3 separate regions of the Mus musculus genome follow, and all the other regions are linked to region 1. A link is a loop called in an ENCODE intact Hi-C map of the cell type or tissue named here. Cell type or tissue: heart. All regions are shown on one strand.

Evidence for each region. A loop is a pair of places that touch in the nucleus more often than their neighbours do. Peaks named below come from ENCODE experiments on the same cell type or tissue, not always from the same donor. Only the 100,000 strongest peaks of a DNase experiment are listed, where the experiment ranks them.
Region 2: a loop joins it to region 1, with 6 times the contacts of the local background. A loop is called at or near these places in 20 of 42 quality-filtered maps.
Region 3: it touches region 1 in a loop (2.2-fold over the local background); 3 of 42 quality-filtered maps call a loop at or near these places.

The regions. Positions count from the first base shown.
Region 1 is chr9:22,221,544-22,229,543 of GRCm38, reverse strand. Zfp809 (zinc finger protein 809) reads right to left here and starts at 3,832. Exons shown (of 5, transcript NM_001164624.1): 1 at 3,712-3,832. The coding sequence starts at 3,714. In heart, CTCF peaks have their summits at 3,559 and 4,410; DNase peaks (open chromatin) are centred at 2,483 and 3,853; H3K4me3 peaks cover 1,991 bases; H3K27ac peaks cover 1,246 bases.
Region 2 is chr9:22,152,185-22,160,184 of GRCm38, reverse strand. Pigyl (phosphatidylinositol glycan anchor biosynthesis, class Y-like) reads right to left here and starts at 3,339. Exons shown (of 2, transcript NM_001082532.1): 1 at 3,272-3,339; 2 at 1,830-2,453. The coding sequence starts at 2,190. The coding sequence ends at 1,975. In heart, CTCF peaks have their summits at 2,998, 3,253 and 4,489 (motif pointing right); DNase peaks (open chromatin) are centred at 3,344, 4,254 and 4,364; H3K4me3 peaks cover 2,416 bases; H3K27ac peaks cover 1,524 bases; H3K27me3 peaks cover 347 bases.
Region 3 is chr9:22,082,780-22,090,779 of GRCm38, reverse strand. It overlaps Ecsit (ECSIT signalling integrator), which reads left to right and starts at 5,353. Exons shown (of 9, transcript NM_001253897.1): 1 at 5,353-5,423; 2 at 6,572-6,757. It overlaps Gm16845 (predicted gene, 16845), which reads right to left. Exons shown (of 3, transcript NR_040407.1): 3 at 4,649-5,837. In heart, a CTCF peak has its summit at 3,548; a DNase peak (open chromatin) is centred at 5,309; H3K4me3 peaks cover 1,780 bases; H3K27ac peaks cover 1,671 bases.

The DNA.
Region 1 (8,000 bases):
TGATCTGCCCATGCTTGCTAGCCAATAGATTTAAAAGTCAATATGCTTAGCCAATAAGTTTAAACTGTAACCTTGCTGATGTAACCTGTGCCCCCTAAAAACTATAAAAACTGTGTAATAGCCATTCGGGGGTCACCTAGTCACTTGTCTTGAGGGTCTAATTGAAGGTTGATCCTGATGTGCCGGAAAATAGGCCTCTTGCTTTTGCATCGATCTGTGTCTCAGTGTCTCACTCGGGGGCATCTCGAAGTATCACTAGTGGATCGAGGGTTGGGGTCTTACAGCCAAGCTAGAAAAGGTATTTGCCACCAAGACTGATGTCCACCACATGCACACTATAGCATACCCCCTTATAAATAAATGCAATAAAGCAAAATGTCAAAAATGAAAAGCAAGGTATGTGTGCATTCCTGCAATCCTGCTCAGAGGTAGAAACAGGTGGTCTCTGTGGGTTATAGGCTGGCCTAGTTTACATATTAAGTTCCAGGTTAGCCAGAACTACATACTAAAACCCTGCCTTAAAAAAAAAGCAACTCGGGGCTGGCGAGATGGCTCAGCAGTTAAGAGCACTGACTGCTCTTCCACAGGTCCTGAGTTCAAATCCCAGCAACCACATGGTGGCTCACAACCATCCGTAATGACATCTGATGCCCTCTGGTGTGTCTAAAGACAGCTACAGTGTACTTACATAAAATAATAAATAAATCTAAAAAAAAAAAAAAGCAACTCGGGGCTGGTGAGATTGAAAGACCTCACAACGTGAGGACTCAGGAGAGGCGACACCCTAAATCACTCACGAGAAAGTCTTGTTGCAAACTGCAAGAGGACTTTTAATTCAAGAGCGCTCTCGGGCCCACGGTCATACACCACGCAGGGGTAGAGGACCGTGGCGCCCTGAGTAGATCCAGGGACACTGGGAAAACAGACCTGGTGTCTACTGGGAAATAAGACTTTACTGAGAAAAATATGTATATGAATGCCTTCTGGTTTTTGTAAACATTCTCAAGATGGATAGAAGCTTTTCCCTGTAAAAATGAGACTGTTCAGATAGTCATCAAGAAGATTATTAAAGAAAATTTTCCAAGATTCGGAGTGCCAAAAGCAATAGTGTCAGATAATGGCCCTGCCTTTGTTGCCCAGGTAAGTCAGGGTGTGGCCAAGTATTTAGAGGTCAAATGAAAATTGCATTGTGTGTACAGACCTCAGAGCTCAGGACAGATAAAAAAAAATAAATAGAACTCTAAAACAGACCTTGACAAAATTAATCATGGAGACCGGCGCAGACTTGGTGTTCCTTCCCCTTCCCCTATTTGGAACTAGAAATACTCCCTCTTGATTCAGTCATACTCTTTTTGAGATCGTTTAAGGGGCTCCTATGCCCATCACTGTCTTAAATGATGCGTTTAAACCTATGTTATAATAATGATCTGTGTGCTAAGTTAAAAGGCTTGCAGGTCGTGCAGAAAAAAGTCTGGTCACAACTGGCTACAAGGAACGAGCCGAGTACCCCAAGGACATCTCACCAGTTCCAGCCAGAGACCCTCAAGCCTCCCTAGAAGGGTCCCTGCCTAGTCCTGTTTACGATACCTTATTCTGTTTTTGTTCCCATGTTAAAGATACAGTATAGCTTATGGTCCTCCAGCATCAATACCAACCTATAGTTAAGATAGAAAAAGAGTATGATTTCTACTCTCCACATAGAGATATAGACTTCTGAAATTCTAAGATTAGAATTACTTAGTAGAAGTGAAAGACCCCCGAAGGGAGACCCTCACTCAAGCCTCGGGACAGCCGCGGACCCAAGAAGACACTGAGACCGAACTCAAAATGTAGTGGGCAAGATTTAATAAAGTAACAGCAAGAAAGCACATAGACCAGAGCTCTGGGGTCGAAACTCATACACCTAGTATGGTGTAGAGGAGAATCGACCTCGAGCCAAATTTTTCACAGGCTTATATAGGAAAAACTCAAGGGGGGAGAGCGGGGCAGGGAAAGTACAAGTTTGCATAACTAAGGGGTTCTGCCAAGGGAATTCTACGTAACTAAGGGGTCATATCCTATTATTTGGCAATGTACCCGGTTCATTCTGAGGTTGTTCCAGGAGGCCCTTATCTCAAAAATGTTCTTGGAACAGTCTTTAGTTGGGAGGGTTCGAACTCTAGGGTGAGGAGTTCAGGAATGCATTCTGGGGTGAAGAGTTCAGGAGTGTTCTGGGAACAATCTCTAGATGGGAGGGGTCGGGCTCTGGGGTGAGGAAGAGTTCAGTAATTTTTTTATCTTTATTCTTCAGAAGAAGAGGGGAATGAAAGGAAATTAAATAAAATAAAAGGTTTAAACTAAAAAGGCCTGGGACTGAGACTGCAAAGAAAACTAGCCCGGGCATGCCCGAGTCCGTCTTGAAGCTAGGTCTCCCAGGTCTCCCGGTCGTAAAGAAAGGGAGGGAATAGGAACTGCTTCTGACGATCTTGGCTGACTCTTTGACCATCTGGCAGCCCGGCGCCTCCTGCTTGCCCCCCTTTCTATAGAGAGCATAGTTAAAAGCTGAAACATTAACCAGATGCATTGTCGACTCTGATAAGCCCCCGGCTTTAGAATTCTTATACGCCCCGGTACTACTCTGCTCACTACCGCGCCAATTCTTCCTAGACCCTACCCTATCAAAACCCTGAGTTTTTGAGTCTCAGGGTCGATTCCTCTGTCTCCTGAGTGAGATACGTATTGATTGACCCGGAGCTCGGCCATTAAAGCTGCCTCAAGAAGGTCTCTCATGTTTCTTTGGGTGACCCCGCGACCTGAGACTTGAGTGGGGGGCTCCTTCTTGGGGTCCTACAAGATGGCTCAGCGATTAAGAGCACTGACTGCTCTTCCAAAGGTCCCGAGTTCAAATCCCAGCAACCACATGGTGGCTCACAACCATCCGTAACGAGGTCTGACGCCCTCTTCTGGTGTGTCTGAAGATAACTACAGTGTACTTACATATAATAAATAAATAAATAAATCTTAAAAAAAAAAAAAAAAAAAAAAGAGCAACTCAGGGCCTGAAGAGATCTCACAGTCATACTGCTTCCCCCTTGCCTTCTGCTCCTCGGTACCACGTCACAGTCTGCACCACACACATCCAATGCGTGGCTATTCCTGTACCTCAGCAATTTTAAGATTAAGTCTATCAGATACTTTAAAACTACTGTTTAGGACAAGGAACTGAATTTTTATCTTCCCCACTTCCTCCAATTAATGCGCAAAAATATTTAATCCTCGGGGATCCTTTCAGACCCACTAGTCTCTCATCCATCCTAAGGATGGGTTCTATCAACATCTCCCAAGTCTATAAAGTTCCTGATTGGTGACAGCCAGGACACTGACAGGCCTATCCCAGAGTGACAGACAGATGGAGAGTCACCCCTACTAGACCCAGCTCCCTGCACCCAGCTTCCGAGAGTTTCCAGACAGGGCGCAGAGTTCCCCATCCCAACCTTGCAGGTAAACGGAAGCCCAGAGTTCCTAGTGTGACACCGGCGCTGAAGCGACCCAGCGGTCAGGCATTCCTGTCTCTTGCCTGTGGGTGGCAGAGCTGTGCAGGGCGTTGCAGCCAGCTCGAGTCCCCACGCATGGTCGGGGCGCGATAGGACGCTCCGGGGTGCCCTGAGCCCGCCCAGCCCCCATCCCACAGCCATCCACACCGGCTCCACAGGGACGCCGCGCCGAGCTCACCATGATGGGACTGGGAGCGTCCTGTGACTCGGTCTCCGCCACCAGCACAACTTCCCGCAACGGACGCCTGGGGACCACAGGACCCAAGATGGCAGGCTCAGACCTCCTCTGAACTTTCTAAATCCACCCCACTTCCTCATTTCAGAGCGGTCCTGTCACAGGGCCTGAGTGACAGTCAAAGTCACCAATCGATGACGGAAGGCGGGGCGTAGCAAAGGGCATAAGGCTGTCTGATCATACGGAAAGTCTTAGCGGACAGAAAAACGGTATCACAATAATTTATTTTAATTCCCGTGAAGTTTTCTTACTGTGATGTGATGTATGTGTCTCTGTGTGTGTCTCTGTGTTTCTCTGTGTGTGTGTGTGGCGCGGGGGGTGGGTGGGGGGTGCTGACCTGTGGATAAATGATAAGATTAAGCAACTCTGACCCAACCCAGACCGACTCTGACAAAACACATACCAGAAAAAAAAAAAAAAAAAAAAAAAAAAAAAAAGTGCTGGCTGAAGGCTACCTGGGCCCTCTGGGGAACGAAGGTACTCTCCAAGGATGACCCGATATCACCCAGCCAACCAGACAAAAGGTCTAGCCATCCATCACCAAGTGCCTAGAAGCTGTTACTGTAATCTGCCCTCTAAAAAAAAAAAAAAATGTATACGGTGCTTGTAAGCTAGAACCGGGATCGCCCCCTGTCTCTTGCTTGAGAGACTGCTGAAGATCGATCCCTGCGCACCAGAAAAAATAAACATAGATCTTGTCTCACTTGGGGTCTTCCAGCAGGTAAAGCCCCTCTGGGGCTTTACATGAGAAGCATTTTTTTTTTTTTTTTTTTGGTTTTTTTCGAGACAGGGTTTCTCTGTGTAGCCCTGACTGTCCTGGAATTCACTTTGTAGACCAGGCTGACTTGGAACTCAGAAATCCACCTGCCTCTGCCTCCTGAGTGCTGGGATTAAAGGCATGAGCCGCCACGCCCCGCTGAGAAGCAATTTTTTTCTTTTCTTTTTTTCTTTTCTTTTCTTTTTTTTTTTTTAAGATTTATTTATTATTATATCTAAGTACATTGTAGTTGTCTTTAGATGCACCAGAAGAGGGCGTCAGATCTCATTAAGAATGGTTGTGAGCCACCATGTGGTTGCTGGGGTTTGACCTCAGGACCTTTTGGAAGAACAGTCAGTGCTCTTAACCACTGAGCCATCTCTCCAGCCCGAGAAGCAATTTTTAACACAAAATTTAAAACAGTACTGCAAAACTTTTTTATTAAAACCACGGCTAATGCTCAGAGTAATGAGTTGCATTATGGCCCTTTCATGCAGATGTGTAATTATACTGTTTTCATTCATTCTGTATTAACATTCAGAGTATAATAACCAAATAGAAGACCAACAACATTTTAAATCTGTCATGTTGTAATATCCCAAATTAACGTGTAAGCCCCACCTGCCTGGGGACCAGGTACCTTCCTGGAATGCTGTAAGCTGTAGTTCCTGGAAAATAAGGAAACCCCATGGCAAAGAAAGTAGAGGGTAGCCTATGGGTTTTGTCTTTACAAACTCCTATAGCACGTGACCCTGGCCTATAGCACGTGACCCGGGCCCACTTTCAGCTGGGAAATTACAGGAAATAAGTGGTTCTAACCAAAGTCCATCTCTTGGTCAATATTTAATAAAGTTTACTTCAAATTTGGCTCAAAATGGTGGAGTTTGGGTTTTTTTCTGGTGAATCTCAGCATTAGTAATGTAGGAAAATTTAAAGGCTTGTATAATGTGCCCCACATATGCGTATTACCTCCATTCCATTGGGTATTTGTAGGCTATGATACTGTGCTTACACATGTTTTAATGAAATGAACTGACTAACATTGCCCATTTTGTCCAGATGTATCCATTTAAGAGCACAGCAAAGCGAGGAATTGTGGCTTGAGTTTGTTGATACTCACAAGGAAAAACCTTTCCTAAACAGAAGCTGATGGCAGCACAATGGTTGAATCCATGCAGCATATACATCCTGAATAAGAACTTACAAAGGTCACCCCGTTCAGTCAGAACCTGGGTTTGGAGACCCCACCATCCACACAGTTCAACAGTCGTCTGTGTGGATGTATGTGAAGTGACTGGCTTATGAAACGGTTTGCTGCTGTGTGAGGCCTGTCAGCGGGGTCTGTGTCACACTTACACAGTGCAATCCTTACTGCGAATTTTGTTCCTGGCTGAGCCCAATGTAGTAGTGAGCTAGGATCTGAGGGGAACTGTGTAGGGTCCTCACCTTCACGAGACTTTTGTACTGTAGACATTTTGGTTAAAAAACAAAAAAGTAAGAATCGTGTCAGTCAACAAATTTGTATCCAAACAAATAGATCTCGGCGTGACTAAAAAGGCTGCGATAATAACTACCCCAAAGTGTTAAACTCCATCCTGTGTAGATAGTATACTCACCATATCCACTCATTTTTATTTTCTCATTCCTTTCTTTTCTCTATGAAACAGGGTTTGTTATATAACTCAAGCTAGCCTGGAACTCTCAGTATACCCCACGCAGGCCTTGAACCCTCATCTGCCTCTGACTCCAAATACTGCGAATACAAACTTGTGTGAACCACTTTAAAACAAACTAGAACTCTACAATTATTCTGATTTCCATATGTATTTAAATATTTGCTCTTTTAATCATCTCGGGAATGTTTTCTGGTGGTCCTTCTCTATATTTCCTTCCCTTAGGACCCGGGGATTGCTCTGATTTTCATTTTGTTTGGGCTTTTGTTTAATTGACTGATTGATTTAGACAGAGTCTCGTGTGGCCAAGGGTAGTTTCAAATTTCCAATTATCTATGTAGTAGCTGTGTACCTGAACTCCTAATTATCCTCATCGGTAAATCTAGAGATTATTGGTATGTACCTACACACCTACCTGACATCTGAATACTGACAGCAACTTTATCATCCGGTGTTATCAAACCCAGCGCTCAGGAGGCAGAGGCAGGTGGAGGTCTGAGAGTTTCAGCCCAGCCTGGTTTACATAGAGAGTAATCTACACAGTAAGAACCTGTCTTTTAAAAACAGTATAAGTGGGCTGGTGAGATGGCTCAGTGGGTTAGAGCACCCGACTGCTCTTCCGAAGGTCCAGAGTTTAAATCCCAGCAACCACATGGTGGCTCACAACCATCCGTAACGAGATCTGACTCCCTCTTCTGGTGTGTCTGAAGACAGCTACAATGTACTTACATATAATAAATAAATAAATCTTTAAAAAAAAAACAAAAACAAAAAAACAGTATAAGTAATACACTGTTATGTATTATGGGAATAACTAAGCATTAGTATCTACTAACAATAGGATACACCTCCCCAGAAATGAGTCCTTCATCAAGAATGACATCTGGGATTCTCTGTAACCACGTGCGTCCCCAATCTCTTCCTTCCTTCCTTCCTTCCTTCCTTTCTCTCTCTGTCTCTTTCTCTTCTTTCTTTCTTTCTTTCTTTCTTTTTTTTTTCTCAGGTTCTCACTACGTGGGAATGGAGCCAGAAGGAGCAGGCTGTGCCATGCTCCGTGCAGCTCATTCTGCTTCATCAGCTGAAGTTCACCGTGTTCAGGCTGAAGGAGTTGTCCAATACAAAAGCTCTGAGAAAACCTGGGAGAAACTGCCTAAGAGTAGGTGACTTCCCCATGCTTTTAGTCTCACGTCTGCAGTTTGTAGGTGTCCTACCAAGGACCAGCCTCAGTCGTTCCCAGGGTCTTGAGAAGGGAGAATTGGGACAGAGTGAAATCAGGGTCTCAGGCAAGGATGCAGATGCAAGCTGACAGGTGACCCATTGTTGTCCTGAGGCTGTGCTTGGAGACAGCTTGCAGTCTCTGTCTGTCTCTCTGTCTCTCTGTCTCTCTCTCTCTGTCTCTCTGGTTTTCTCTGAGTTCACCTCAGTCTTTTATTGGTTACACACTTCCTTGTTATACAATAATACATCATCAAAAACCTTTTCATTATTTTCCTCAAACCCATTATTTTTCCCACAAAGCTTCATGTAGCTATGTCACCAGAAAACACAATGCACACACAAAGTCACAGTTCATTGTCTGCAAAAGCAAGTTATATATTAACTTTTAACTCTGAGAAAAGCCTCCAAATCATAGCTCACCTGGGCAAAAACATGTGGCCACAGTGTTAGCCTGAGAACACAAAGGTGCTGAACAGTCAGGGTAATTAATGTTCATATTTTTAGCTTGTCTAAATTTGCCAAATCTCTTCCTCCTGTTTATTGAGCTCATCCAAATATTGGTTTCTACAGTGCTTTTCAAGCTC
Region 2 (8,000 bases), 69 kb after region 1:
TGAGGCATAGTGGCTATGGATTCCAGAAGATTAAATCTCAGAGTTCAAGGTCATTCGGGATTAAAGGTGTGGTGAAACACACCTTTAATCTGGGCTACACCTTCTGCTGGAGACCATATAAGGACATTGGAAGAAGGGAGTCTCACTCTTGCTCTTTCGCCTGCTTGCTGTGAGACTGAGTAACTGCTAGATCCTTGGACTTCCATTCACAGCTACTACTGAACCATTGTTGGGAATTGGACTGCAGACTATAAGTAATCAATAAATTCCTTTACTATATGGAGACTATCCATAAGTTCTGTGCTCTAGAGAACCCTGACTAATACACCCTCATAGACACATATCTGCATGCCTGACCTATAGCTTGGCTTTGAGTTAAGTTTCCTGGCAACTTTGCAAATCTGTATATGGGCTTTTATTCCTTGAATAAGAATCCAAGAACCTAGCCGGGCGCTGGTGGTGCACGCCTTTAATCCCAGCACTCGGAAGGCAGAGGTAGGCAGATTTCTGAGTTCGAGGCCAGCCTGGCCTACGAAGTGAGTTCCAAAATAGCCAGGACTACACAGAGAAACCCTGTCTCCAAAAACAAAAACAAACAAAAAAGAATCCAAGAACCTAGCACTTGGTAGGCAGAGGCAGGCAGGTGGATTTCTGAGTTCGAGGCCAGCCTGGTCTACAGAGTGAGTTCCAGGACAGCCAGTGCTATACAGAGAAACCCTGTCTCAGAAAGAAAACAAAACAAAACAAAACAAAACAAAACAAAACACTGGGCTGGAGATATGGCTCAGCAGTTAAAAGCACTGACTGTTCTTCCAGAGGTCCAGAGTTCAATTCCCAGCAACCACATGGTGGCTCATAATCATCTGTAATGAGATCTGACTCCCTCTTCTGGTGTGTCTGAAGACAGCTACAGTGTACTCATCTAAATAAAATAAATAAACCTAAAAGAAAAATACAAAAGTAACTTTATAAAGTCAGATTTCTTTCCTCTGTAAAACAATTTTTTTATTAATGTGTGTGTGCATGAATAAACATGCCACAGGTCTGCAGGTGCCCAGAATGAGGTCTGATCCTCTGGAACTGGAGTTACAGGCAGTCGTGAGTCACCAACCTGGGGACTAAGAGCAGCTGGTCCAAGGAACTGCTGAGCCATCTGCCCAGCCGCAGACCCAGGCTTGGTATGTCCAGCTTCCAGATATTGGTTTTTATATATGGCACTACTCCACTCAGCTCCTCTGGGAGGAGTCAAACCTAACACTTCACCATTGACCTTGAAGCGGAAACAAAATCCCAAATTATTTTTGACAGTCTCACTATGCTGGCCTGGACCCTCAAGAGATCCACCTCTGCCTCCCAAGTGTGTGTGTCACCACTGCCTGGCTTCCAAACAACTAACTTTTAAATGAATGGGCTAAAAAAAAGACAGTCCTTAGGGCCTGGGTGCTTGGTTGGCAGAGTGCTGGCTTGGCGTTCCTGAAACCCTGGGTTCCTCCAGCACCACATGAATGGATGTGGAGCTCTTGCCTATAAGTTTAGCACTCAGGAGGTAGAGACAGGAAGGTAAGGAGGACAAGGTCTGCCTCTCACAGCTTGAGGTTCCCCAGAACTAAATGAGAAGGCAATAGGCGGGCAGAGAGATGGCTCAGGGGCTAAGAACATGAACTCGCATCCTTTATGGATGATCTGAACACAGCTCCGGTAGCCTACAACTGCCTGTACCCCCAACTCCAGGGACCCATCACTTGCATGGCCTCCTTGGGCACCCACACTCACATGCGCATACCCACACACAGACACACAATTAAGAACAAATCTTAGAAGAAACAGTCTTTGGATGAAGGCTGGTCGTGTTCCTCTCCCATAAGACATTTTATTGAAAAGTATTTTTCAGCTACAAAAGAATCTGCAACAGCCAGGAACCTCCGGCCATGCCCCACTCCGCAGGCAGCCCGAGCAGGAGGGGCCTCGGCTCCCCTAGTTATGTCTGAAGAGCTTCAGGCCCATCCATGTCCACAGATGGAAGAACACGTACACAGGCACGGTGACCGGCAAGAGCAAGCTGTAGAAGCACAGGCTGCTGGCGCTGGTGCAGCCCTCTGGGAAGCCTTCCTCCACGGAGGCGGAGTAGAGCAGGCCTGCCAGCGAGACCAGTGGGATGAGGACGGTCATGGTGGGCAGGGACCGGATCATCTTCCTCCCTTCTTAAAAGGTTAACTGTCTCAAGAAAACTCAGTTGTTTGAAAAGTTCTGTTCTCGTGCGGGTGCGCTCTTGTCTTATCTTCCCCTTGTCCCGACTCCTCATTCACCCAGGCATGCTTCCCAAGGGCACGCAGAAAGTCCAGGGGTCCCAGGCCGAAGGTGCCGGCTCCTCAGCCTCCGCGTCACACGCAGCGGTTACCAGCGACTGCAGACACCACCTGTGTCCCTCGCAGCGCAGGCGAGAGGTCTTTTAACTGTATGAGAAAAATGCAAGATGACAAGATGAAGGGCAGGCGACGGGAAGGGAGAGGAAAGGATGGGGAAGCAGCCAGTACCAGCACTGAGTAGGTTAGAGACAGGATTGCTGGAACCGGCAGGCTGGCCTCGAACGTTGTGATCCTCCTGCATCAGCCTCCCCAAGCCACCACATCCGGCTAGAAAGAAGCCTTTAAAAAAAGGAGTGTCCTCCAAAACTGCCTATAGTGACCCCCATCAGAGGTATCAGTATTGAGGAGGCAGTGACAAAAGAACGGCTGCCAGACCATGCTTAAAACACTACAAGTGTCATGAATTACTTTGGGAAGTAAGCAATTTGAAAAACAGAATGAAGGACAGGTGGACTGATAATGTTTTTGTGAACTGGGGAAGCGGAATGCGACCTACAAATCCGGGTTCGCTTCAGACATCTGAGTGAGGCTTTCTATACGAGGACTGGCTGGGAACCAGCACCAGAACCTGGGGCCAGGTCACGAGCCACCCGCGGTCAATGCACAGACCGAAGACAGCGCCATCCCTTGGGCGCAGTCGCCTCGGGGACCAGAAGGGGCAACGAGCCCGCTGCAGTCTCTGACCGACGGAGGGACAGAGCCGAGCCGAGCCGAGCCGAGCCGAAGAAAACCGAGCCGAGCCGAGCGGGGCAAGACAGGACAGGGGGAACCCGGCCGAACCGAAAACGAACCAGCCAGACAAACGGAGTCGGCGGCGTCCATGGCGCAGACGCCAAGCTGGCGCGAGTCCCGCCCCAGCCGGTTTCAACAGCTCCTCCGCTCGTATTTCGAGACCCTCAACTCACCGTTTGCAGGCCTGTAGGAGTCCGGTCCCTTCGGCGCCTGGCGGTGACAGTCACCGCCCCACGAAGGCGGGACAGCCCGGCCAGCCGCCCAATCAAATCCCTGCAGGGGCGGGGTGAGGAACCCAGATCCCGCGATGGAGCCGGTCCGCGCGTGCTCATTGGACAGTTCACCTTGCCTTCGCTCCCAGGCTCAGGCTCCGCCCCCGTGGTCTTGATTGACGGGTGAGGCCAGAAAGACTCTGAGAGCACCGGATAGCTAAGGATCCCATCGTCTCTGGCTGGGCGTCCCCTATGCTAGTCCTGCTGGAAGTAGGAGAGGAACGTATTTGCCACAGTTTATTCATGGCGCTCCAGAGCAGACAGTGGGGTCTTTCTGCACTGAAAAGCCTTCCCCACTTTTTTTTTTTGGTTTTTCGAGACAGCCCTGGCTGTCCTGGAACTCACTCTGTAGAACAGGCTGGCCTCGAACTCAGAAATCCACTTGCCTCTGCCTCTGCTGGGGTTAAAGGCGTGCACCACCATGCCCGGCTGCCTTCCCCACTTCTAATTGATAAACTTGAATCCTGAATCGCACCTGGCCTCAGCCACTATCATCTATCCTCTTAAGCAGCGGAAAGATGACTGATACATTATTTTACGTATGAATCGGTAAATGGCAAAATAATAGTTTGTGCTGATGAGATGGCTCAGCGAGTATAGGCGTTTCCTGCCAGGTCAGACTACCTGAGATCGACCTTCCGGTACCCACATGGTGGAGAACTATTTTCCTCTGACCTCCACACATGTATTGTGGCACACCTGAGTGTACTCCCGCAAAAAGTGCAAAATGAAGTTTTAAGAGAAAATGTAGCCAAGCACACTCCTAATCCTAGCACTCCTTAGGCAAAAGCTAGCGGATTTCTGTGAGTTCGAGACCAGCCTGGTCTACATAGCAAGTTCCAGGTCATCCGGACTACATAGTAAGACGATGAGTGTGTGTGCCTTGGGGTTGGGGGGAGGGACGGTGTTCGTAAATGCTGTCCACGGGGCCGGCCACTGCCTTGCCTAGTGAGGCAGTGTTATCTCTGATCCCAGCGTAAAGAAAAATGAGGCTGAGCTAGGATTCTGCACAGTACTGCACAGGAAGCTCCATCCCTTAATCTTCCCGCAAGCTAAAAGATCAGAAAGTTTTTCTTCTCAGAGGTAAGTAGTGGTATAGAGTCCGTGCAGCTTCTGTTGCAACCACAAGGTGGCAGGAGAGAGCTGAGGACAAACCATCCTATGGTTTACACAGAGCAAGTAACAAACATTTTTTAATTTAAAAATTTAAAATCGGAACAAAAAATAGCCAGCAAGATAGTTCAAGAGGTAAAGGCACTCACTACACACGCCTGTGAAAAGGCCAGTATTGGCGCAAGATACCCAAGACCAAGTTCTTAGCGTAGAGGGGTTTTGCCCCAAAGTTCAAAGGGCAGGGAATAAGAGCCAAAGACAGGAGATAGAGGATGAGGGAGAAGGGGGGTGGGGGGGGTCACAACAGACAGGATGATGACAGCACAGCAAAGGACTGCCTCTGGGTAGAGGGGAGAAAGACGTGGTGCACAGGGAAATGGCGGTTTAAAAAGGTAAAGAGGAAACCCCGTGTTAGGACAAGGTGTTTTTTGTTTTGTTTTTTCAAAGGTTTACTTTTTGCGGGGCAGTGGTGGTACGCGCCTTTAATCCCAGCACTTGGGAGGCAGAGGCAGGCGGATTTTGAGTTCAAGGCCAGCCTGGTCTACAGAGTGAGTTCCAGGATACCCAGGGCTACACAGAAAAACCGTGTGTCGAAAAAACAACAACAACAACAACAACAACAAAAGATTTACTTTTAATGAATATGAGTACACTGTCGCTCTCTTCGGACATACCAGAAGAGGGTGTCAGAGAGATGAGGGGCAGACAGCAGAGGGGTCACGATCTATCATGGAGGGACTTCATTGCAGAGACTCAAGGCAGAAGTTTGAAGCAGAAACCACGGAGGACCACTTCTTACTGGCTTGCCTCTTCTCCCACACTCAGACAGCTTTCCATGTAACCTAGGCCCACTTGCCTAGGTTTGTTACCGCCCACGATGGGCTGGCCGCTCCTATATCAGCTAGAAACCAAGAAAATGCCCCAGAGACAGTCCCACAAGCCGATCTGATGGATGTAATTCTTCAATTGAGGACCCTTCTCCCCAGATGACTCTAGTGTGTACCAAGCTGATGGTAAAAACCAACCAGCAGGATGCATATGCACCTGGCCTACGTCTTGCACACACTTTACCCTTTTACAAGTAAGGGCGTTTCAGTCTAAGATTTTCATTAGAGCCTCTACAGTCATGGTACCTTTAAAAATGTCTTTCTCAATTGCCATTTCCCCCTTTCTCTACTAGCTCTCCTTAACCTTTAGGTTAATTTTTTAAAATATTTTTTAATTTATTTTATGTATATCATGTGGTTGATGGGAATTTGAATTCAGGACCTCTGCTCACTCCGGTCAGCCCTGCTCACTCCGGCCTAAAGATTTATTTATTATTATATCTAAGGACACTGTAGCTTTCTTCAGACACACCAGATGAGGGCATCAGATCTCATTACAGGTGATTGTAAGCCACCATGTGGTTGTTGGGATTTGAACTCAGAACCTTCAGAAGAACAGTCAATGCTCTTAACTGCTGAGCCATCTCTCCAGCCCCCTCGGTTAATATTTTAATTGTCACAGCTTGCCTGGTAAGTGACAAGATGAAAATGCATTCTTTTTTAATTTAAAGGAATTGTGTGACTATCTCACAAATCTGTAATTAAGTTCTTCCTAAATTGGTGACTTATATCTCCACATAGCAGCTCACAACCACCTGTAACTCCAGTTCCAGGCCATGTAACGCCTCTTCTGGCCTCTTCGGGCATTGCACGCAGTACACAGACATGTGCAGGCAAAATGCCCATATACATAAGCAAATCTATAAAACATTTTATTTCATTTGTTTATTTGTGTGTGGACACACATGCTTCTGTGCCACATTGAGCATGGAGAGGTCAGAGGAGAATTTATGGCAGTCATTTCTCTCCTTTCTTCATGTGGATCCCAGGATTCAAACTCAGGTTGTTAAACTGGCAGTGAGTTCTTTTGTCCACTAAGCATCTTTCCAGCTCCAGTTCTGATTCTTTCCTTTTGAAGATTTTCAGAGATTTATATCTTAGACTCTGCCTCCTGCTGCAGCCCCAGATTAAGGCTTTCCTATGTTATGGAATCTGCTTAGATCCAACACAACTCAAATACCAGGTCAAGGCGATGACAAAATTATTGTAATCAAGCCACTACTGAGTGATCAGGGCCAGAGATCAGACCCGTGAGCTGAACTGCAACCCTGGAGGAAAGTCGCACAGCATATTTAAAGGACAAAACCGTAAAGCTAGGTAAGCAGGGTAGACTGTGGCATTGCTCAATCATATTTGACATAAGGGGTTAGCAAGGGAGTTTCCACTAATCAGGATAGGAGTTGGATCCCAGGCCTGGGAACTTGAATTTAGTTTGAAGCCGACAGCAAGATGGAGAAGCTGTCCTTGAGATAGCTGAACTCAGACAACTGTCTCCTTATAAGTTATCTGAAGGTGGAGATTTCTGGTTCCTTTGGAGACTCAATTGTGTCATGCAATGTTTTTCTGAAAGCTGTCTTAATGACAGGATGTTTTTGCTGAAGCAGACACATGGGAGAATATTTTGCTGAAGCAGACACATGGTGTTTTTTTCTGGAAGCTGCCTAGAAAAAGAGCATGTGATGTTTCGCCAGAGCGAATGCTTGTGAGAACATGTGGTTTTTGGAAAGGGTATAAGTATAACCCAACAGACAGTGGAGGGCACTGTGTGGTATTGGTTCACCTTGCCATCTATGCTGATCAATGTTTATCATGATTTCATAAAGAGAAATGCATCAAAGAACTTCTGGTGGTGTTCTGATGGCTTCTTGCAGCTTCTGCAGACTCCGACCGACTGGCAAAGCCTCAAGGTTGCCACTGACTTGAGCTGCCCTTGCTGACCTGTGAATGCTGTTTGCAAGTGGATTCCGCTGCCGATTCCTGTGAACTGACATCCTAACAACAGATAAAAGTAGAAAGAGAATCACTAAAAAAAAACCCAAGCTGAAATAAAACTAAAAGGGAAAAGTGTAGGATGTCAAACAAAGCCCCAGAAATGTGACTCACAAACAGAACAACACATGGAAGAGAGCATCGCAGGCATTGAAAACGGTAAAAGCAGTGGATAAGTCTGAAGTGGAGACTTCTGGCTTCTTTGGAAAGTCAGTTAAGTCAGATGTTTTGCCATAGCAGACACGTGAAAGGACGCATGGTGTTTAGAAAGAATGTAAGTATGACCTCGAAGACGTGGGAGCTCGAGCACTGATTGGCTTCGCTCACCTTGCTAGTGTTCGTTGACCGCATGCATGCATTGGTTCATCTTACATTGCATTGTTGAGCTTCACTTGTGGTGACACCAGAGAGAGAGAGAGAGAGAGAGAGAGAGAGAGAGAGAGAGAGAGAGAGAGATGAGGTTCCTGAAGCTGGCTTCTCGTTGCTTCTTTGGACTTGGGCTAATTGGCAAGCCTTGCAGTTTCTTCTGGATTGGATGGCCCTTGCTGGTTCATGTGTGGTGTCTGCTGAGTAAACTGGACTGCAGCTTCTGACTCATGTTTGGTGTTTGCTAGTGGACTGGACTGAGTACAATAAAGATG
Region 3 (8,000 bases), 140 kb after region 1:
CTCTTAAGAAACTGCTGAGCCACCTCTCCAGCCCCAGTGTTAACATTTTTTTTTAAAGTAGTACATGTGTATATGTGCTCCCTTGTGTTTGCATGTACACATGAGTGTATGTATGTGTATGCAGTATTCAGAGGGTTGGATCCATGGAGCTGGAGTTACAAGCTATCACATGGGTCCTGCAAACTGAGCTCAGGTTCTCTGCAAGAGCAGAGTAAGAACAGTAAGTGTTCTTAACTCCTGAGCTCTCTCTCCAGCCCTTAATGTTAACTGCTGTAAAAAAATAAATGAACTTTTTGGCTTGTTTGTTTAGTTGGTTGAGACTGGATTTCATTATGTAGTCGAGGCCGGCCTCAAATTCACAAGTCTCCTGCTTCAGCTTCCTAAGTCTGGGGATTATAGGCAAGTAGAGTGTGCCTTCAGTCTCACGCCTCTATAGACTCTCCACTGGTTGTCCTTCAGTCGTCTGTGAGCCTGACCCCCGTGCCAACCCCTCAGCAGTGATTCTCTATGTAGTTGGCCCTGACTGAAGCGTTTTGGGAAGAGCACAGGAGAGGTGACAGTATGCCTTCTGTGTGCGTCATACCCAGGGTATGTGTTGTCACGGTGACTCATGGCTGGTGATGGGAAGCATGGTCCTCTGGCTGCCAGGAGGTCTGCCAGCACTCTCCACTATTTTCCTAGGGTTATGTTAAGGACCTCATGATAAAGAGGGACACCTGGGGCCTCAAATATACTATTGTGTTCTAGACCACGTAGGACTGACACAGGGACACAGGTGTCAGTGAAAGCACTTGTTTAAATCAGCCACTTGGGGCTGCATTCCTCAGCCCTGTTTGTTTTTAAATGTTTATTACATTCATATACTTGTGTGAGTGCATCCAAGCACAAGCTAAAACACATACAAAAAGAGCAAAGGAAAACATGTGGGAATCTGTTCTCCCTTCCCCCGCGAGTCCCAGGAATCCAAGGCAGCTCTGGGGTTGCAAACGCACTGACATGGGTCACACCACTACCTCACTGCTCTGGGGCTGGCATGAGAACTGAACCTCGGGACTTTTATGCATGCTGATTAAGCACTCTACCACTGAACTACACATTAAGCCCCACGGTACCTTTTCATTTTAAAGACTTTATTCTTTTTAAAGTTTTATGTGCATGAGTGTTTTGCTTGCACTTAAGTGTCACATGTGCCTTCAAAGCCAGCAAGAGCAAGTTTAGTTCCCAGCACCCATGTGGCAGGCAGCTCACAACTGCCTGTGACTCCAGTTTCAGACTCAATGCCCTCTTCTGGCCTTTACAGGCATTGTACACAAGTGCGCGCGCGCGCGCACACACACACACATAAAAATAATCAAACTATCTGAGCATGGTAGCCCAGGCCTTTAATCCAAGTACTTGGGAGGAAGAAGCAGGTGAATCTCAGTGAGTTCAAGGCCAGTCTAGTCTACATAGCAAGTTCCAGGCTAGTCAGGGATTCATAGTCAATAATAATAATAATAATAATAATAATAATAATAATAATAATAATAATAAATCTTTTTAAAAATTAACCGCTGGTTGTGGTGGCACATGCCAGTAGGATTTGCTGAAGGAGGCAGAGGCAGGAGGATCATGAGTTCGAGGCCAGCCTGGGCTACACATTTAGGGGCTGGGGAGATGGCTCAGTGGTTAAGAGCACTGACTGCTCTTCTGAAGGTCCTGAGTTCAAATCCCAGCAACCACATGGTGGCTCACAACCATCCATAATGAGATCTGATGTCCTCTTCTGGAGTGTCTAAAGACAGCTACAGTGTACTCACATAAAATAAAATAAATAAATCTTTAAAAAACAAACAAACAAAAAACCAAAAACCAAAAACAATTAACCATCAAAGGCAAAGAGAAAGTCGTAGCAGTGTAACTGGTCCCCTGAGCTGACCCCTGGTCTGCCCAGCTAGAGCACCCTACTTTTACAGTAAGTAACTAAGGCAGAAGCCATAGAAAAGGTCATAGAAAGGTCAGTAGCATGCACATCATCTCTCACTGGACAGCCTTAACTAGGCAGTAAGGGGTTGGCAGAGACAAATCAAGGCCCTAGATCTCCCTCTGCCTTGTCTGGGTGCTTTAATCTGTTTCCTGTTGCTATAGTGAAATGCCCAAGACTGGGTAGCTTTATAAAAAAGGATTCATTCAGTTTAACATATGTTCTGGAGGTTCAAAGGCTCAACACTGAGTGATGCCTTCTTGCTGGCAGAGTGCACAGTAAGTGCAAAGCATTGCATGCCAAGAGACGGGGAGTGGGAACACGTCCTCTGGGTCCTCCTGACACACACACCTTTTGAGACAGGGTTTCTTATTATGTAGCTCTAGCTGGACTAGGAAAGGCTAGGTGAACTAGGCTAGTCTCCAGCTCTAAGAGGTGTGCTTGCCTCTGCCTCTTCTCTATATGAAGCCATCAGGTCTCAATAACTGGTCCCCATTCTGATGACTCCATGTATCCCAATCAGCCCTCAGTGGCATCACCTCGTAAGTCACACCTGGGTTAAAGTCTGTCCTTTTTGTGGAGTCAGGGTCTCATCTAGCCCAGGCTCCACCATGTCCAGGCTGAGTGTGAACTGCTGATTCTCCCACCGCCACCTCTCCAGTTCTAGGATGCCAGGCGCGTGCTGGGCTTGCTCACTTTCCTTTCCCATCTTCTTCCTTTTCTTAGCTACAGATCCAGTTTGAGGCTAACCTGGACTACATAATAATAGTAATCCTAAAAATAGCTAGTGTAGTGGTTATTCCTGGTTGTCCACTTGACTATATCTGGAATGAACTACAATCTAGAATCGGAAGGCTCTCCTGTGATCCTAATCTGGAGGCTGGGAGTTAAAAGTTTCTGACCTGGATCTTGGCAGGGAGATCTTGAAGCATAGTGGCTATGAATTCCAGAAGATTAAGACAGGGGATCTCTGAGTTCAAGGTCATGTGTGCATGTGTGTGTGTGTGTGTGTGTGTGTGTGTGTGTGTGTGTGTGTGATGGCACACACCTTTAATCTGGGCTACATCTTCTGCTGGAGACCTACTTAAGGACATTGGAAGAAGGAAGATTTACTCTCTATCTTCTTTGCCTGCTTGCCTTGTGGGACTGAGCAACTGCTAGATCCTTGGACTTCCATTTACAGCTGCTGCAGACCATTGTTGGGAGTTGGACTGCAGACTGTAAGTCATCAACAAATTCCTTTACTATACAGAGACTACCCATACATAAGTTCTGAGACTCTAGAGAACCCTGACTAATACAGCTAGTATCCTAATAACCTAAAAATAGTTAATGTAGTGGCCAAGCACAGTGGCACAAGATGCTTATCTATGGCCAAGTCTAGAGCAGCACTTCCTGCAGCAGCACACACTACACTGCAGATCTCCATGAAATCAAGGCCTGTGGGAACACAGTCCAAGGATGGAGTTGTGTGAGAATTCTGGGTGCTCTTAAGAAAACCAGACATGACTCTTGTGACTTCAGTTTTTTCACAACACAGAACTGTTCTTGGATGTGCTTCTGTGCTACTCCCCCAGGGGGTAGTGAACAGCAGTACATTTGCTTCAGCTGTTGTTATTCATGTTACCTCTATGGGAAAACATGTTTTTGCCACGTGTGCCCTTACAATTGAACACCTTACCCATGCGATGCTTCTTAATGCCCAGAGTATAACTTGCCTGATGTGCTGTAGCATGAGACTTTAGTCAGCCTCATTTTGAGGCTCCACTCTCCCAGGTTTACACTGCCAACTAGAGCCATAAACAAAGGCTAGCTAGGTCTATATAAAGAGGTCCAGGTCAGCCAGGCCAAGCAGCACAGTAAGACCCTGTCTAGACGAAAGAAAAGGACTGGGGCTACACCTCAGTTGGTAGAGAACCTGCCTACAATGTAAGAGGCTCTGGACTGTATCCCTGGCACTACAGAGACAATGCATGGTGGTACAGGCTCGTAATCCCAGGACAAGAGAGGCAGGAAGATCAGATCAAAATCAAATTCAGCTACACACAAGCTCAAAGCTAGTCTGGGCTACACAAGACCTTGTTTTAAAAATAATTACTGCCGGGCGGTGATGGCACACGCCTTTAATCCCAGTACTTGGGAGGCAGAGGCAGGCGGATTTCTGAGTTCGAGGCCACCCTGGTCTACAAAGTGAGTTCCAGGACAGCCAGCAGGGCTATACAGAGAAACCCTGTCTCGAAAAAACAAACAAACAAAATAAATAAATAAATAAATAAATAAATAAAAATAATTACTTATGGGGTTGACAGGTCAGCTCTGTGGGTAAAGTGCTGCCAAGTCTGATGGCCCAAGTTCAATCCCTGGGACTCAAAGGATAGATTCTAGTAAATTATCACCACATGTGCCACCCAAAATACAACAATGTTTAAAAATGCACTTAAAACAATAAAAGCCTATATTCAATCATTTTATACATGTATAAAATCCCTCTCCTCTATACATGCGTACAATTCCCCGGCGATCCAGTCATCTAGACATGCACTCCATAGGCCTCGCAGCCCTCAGTGTGGGTGGGCTAAAGAGTCAATCTAGACTCCCTGTTGGGGAGGGAGAGAGGGGGGTCAGGAATGCATGTCCTTTTTCACAGTAGCCCTTGTTGTACTTATATGGCCATTTCACATAGATGAATTCAAACTTCAAACATTTTTATTAAAGGGCGTTAAAAGTGCTCGCAGCCAAGCCTGATGACCCAGGTTTCATCCCCAGTACCCACATGGAAAGAACATCCCCCAAGCTGCCCTCTGACTCCCACACGAACATGCTCACATAGACTTACACACATAACACACAGTAAAAATAAACACAGCTTGACATTCTGTTAAAGCTGTTGGCAGTGTTGCCCAGCTGAGGTTCCAGCTATTCGGGAGGCTGAACCCCGAGGATCTCTTGAATCCAGGGTTTTGAGAACAGGCTGAGCACCACTGCAAGACCCTGACTCAAACAACTCAACCAACCAAACTGAAAAAACCTCTTTAGTAAAAAAATGCATTCCGGGACTGGGGCTGCGGCTTAGTTGACAGCAGTAGAGTGCTTGCTTAGCACGCAAGCCGCCCTGGGCTCCGAACCGGATGTGGTGCTTCCAGTCCGTAACAATAATAATAATTTACCACACCGCGGAGAAAGTTGGACCGGACGGACGCCGGGGAACCCGCTCCAGCGCCTCCGTACTGGTATCCAAAGTCTCCAGGCTTCTGGAGCTCAGTGAGGGGCAGGGCCTGCTCCTGAGGAGAAACCAGCGTCTCCCCCCTTCCTATTGGTGGATCTCTTCCTGAGGGCGGGACCTATCGTCACAGGCTCTTCTGATTTGCTGTCACCTTCGACTCGTAACCGGAAGCTCCGTGGCTCAACATGACAGCGTCCAGCGGTCCCACAGAGCCGGCTCGGGTCTGCGGCTGGCCACGTGAGTAGGTGGGTCGCGCGTGGGAGGTTTATGGGACTGTCTGGGATTCGGGGCGTCCACTTCCAGGCCTGGTAGAGCCGGGGAGGATGACCTTCAACTCGGCCTCAGAGTCGGGACACTGTGACCTTTTGGGGTGCAGGCTTGGGAACGTGCCTGGAAAGGTTGCTGGGCACCTCTTGCTGCAGGCGGTCCGTTTCACAGATGGGACCGCGGACTTGGGCCACACATCTTGTCTGTGACGCAGGCATTGGAACCTTCCAATGAGACCTCTTAGAGACCCGGAATCGTGCCAGCCCACACGCATACACACACGCGACCTGGCTGTTCAGATTTCTCTCTGTTTTGTAGAAACTTGCTTAGTTCCACTCCGTTGGTCGGTGTTGGGCAGTTACCATGTACCATGCACTGGCCCAGCTAGTGGAGACACAACCAGATTTTAAACAGAAATCAGATGAGAAAAACAGATTTTAAAAAGTATTTCCTAATTGAGCAAACCACAAACATAACAGATAATTCAAAACAGTGATTGTTGCAAGCAATGTGTTTTTCCCTGCGACAAGATTCTTTATGTACCCCAAGTTGGCCTTGAATTCATCATGAACATCCTCCTGCTCCAGCCTTCTGAGTGCTGGATTACAGGCATATACCAAGACAGTAAGTAGTAGGCAGAGGGTAAAAGAATCGTGGTGGTACACGCCTTTAATCCCAGCACTCGGGAGGCAGAGGCAGGCGGATTTCTGAGTTCGAGGCCAGCCTGGTCTACAGAGTGAGTTCCAGGACAGCCAGAGAAACCCTGTCTCAAAAACCAAAAAAAAAAAAAAAAAAAAAAAAGTTCAAAGCCCGTGCCTGAGGTGCATCAGACCAAAACAGTGTGGCTGGAGTTATGAGAGAGAGGGGAGGTACAGCAGGTGGACTCCATCCGATGTGTATTTACTTTGAAGTTTTTATTTTAGCCATGGTATGGAGGTGGGGCACATGTGCACTGGTGCATGGTGGAGGTCAGAGGACAGCTCTGGAGTTTTATCCATACACCTTATGTTGGTTCCAGGGTTTAAACTCAGGTCATTAGGTTTGCTTTGTTTGTTCCAACAGCAAGTTCCTTTCTCAGCTAAATTTCCTCTCCCCACTCTTATTTATTTAAATTTTAGACAGGACCTTACTGTAGCTCAGACTGACATGGGACTTACTAATTATCACCAGCTGGTTTGATTCTGGAGGCCATCTTCCTGCCTATGTAGTCCTGGCTGGTCTGGAACTTGCTATGCCTATATAGATCGTCTCACCTCAAACTCAGAGGTCTGCCAGCCGGGGTCTCCCAAGTGCTGAGATTACAGGTATGTGCTATCCCACCCAGCAATCTTATGTGTTCATATGTGGGTACAGGGATGTATGTTAGTATGTGTTCACGTGTACAAAGGACAAATGTCAACCTTGGATGTTGTCCCTCAGGAGCTGTCCACCGTGTGCTCTGAGACAGATCTTTCAGTGGGACATGTAGCTCACTGACTAGGCTGGCTAGCAGCGAGCTCGGGGACCTGCCCTTTTTTGCTTCCTCCGACTGCTCAGATTGCAAGCCGCTTTGTATGTAGGGCTCAAGCCCTGGTCCTCATACTTTCAGGGCAAGCATTTTTACCAATGGAGCCACATTTCAAGCTCACCTAGCTCCTGTTGTTAAAAGCTTTCCTTTGCAATGGAAGGAAGTAACTGGGAGGGCAGAAGAGAGAGGGCAAAAACGTATGCAGGAGAGTAGACCACGGACTGCTGTGGTGACCTGCAAGAGGGATAGATTTGGAAGCCATCTTCAGAACTCGGATGGATTGAATAGGGACACAGTGAATGCTGGATGGTTCCTACGTTGTGGCTGGAGTAAGCACTGGTGCTACTGGCTACCTCCAGAGAAGCACTGTAAACAAAAGTGCTGTCAGTTGGTGTTCCCTGAATGGAGTTTGGGGTGGCTGCTTTGTACCAGAGTTGTGCTTCTGTAGGAGGCAAACGCATCAGGGAACCATGAGCATGAATACTCACGACACTGATACAAGTTGGAGCCACCTATGGGCATTACAATGCAGATTCTCATGCAGTTAGAGCCAATATTTTACAGGTCCTGGAACACAATTTGCAAAGCAAGGTTTTAGATTCTTTTCATCTAACTATACCAAGCAAGTACATACCATGAGCCACACCCTCAGCCTCTAACTGGGGCATTCTAGGCAGGGGCTCTACTACTGAGCCACACTCCTAGCCCCCTAGCAGAGGCTCACGGGGGCCAGCAGCTCACTGGAGGAGTCTAGGCCAGGTCTGTATTACCGAGTCACAGCCTGAGTCCGGTCCAATTGCATATCCTCAGACCAGCAGCTGTTGCTATCACCTGAAAGTTGCAGAAGGGCGGACATATTTCCACTAAGCCTGAATCTGCAGGCTTTGTGCTCCCAGGGCATTTGTCTGCATCCTCAGCTTTGCAGACACTGTGGACACTGAAAGCCATCTCATGATTGGCTGAGAAATAGGCATGGATGCTAGGAAGAAACCCAAGATGTTAACAAGGGCTGAGGGGAAGGGGACTTCACTATCTAATAC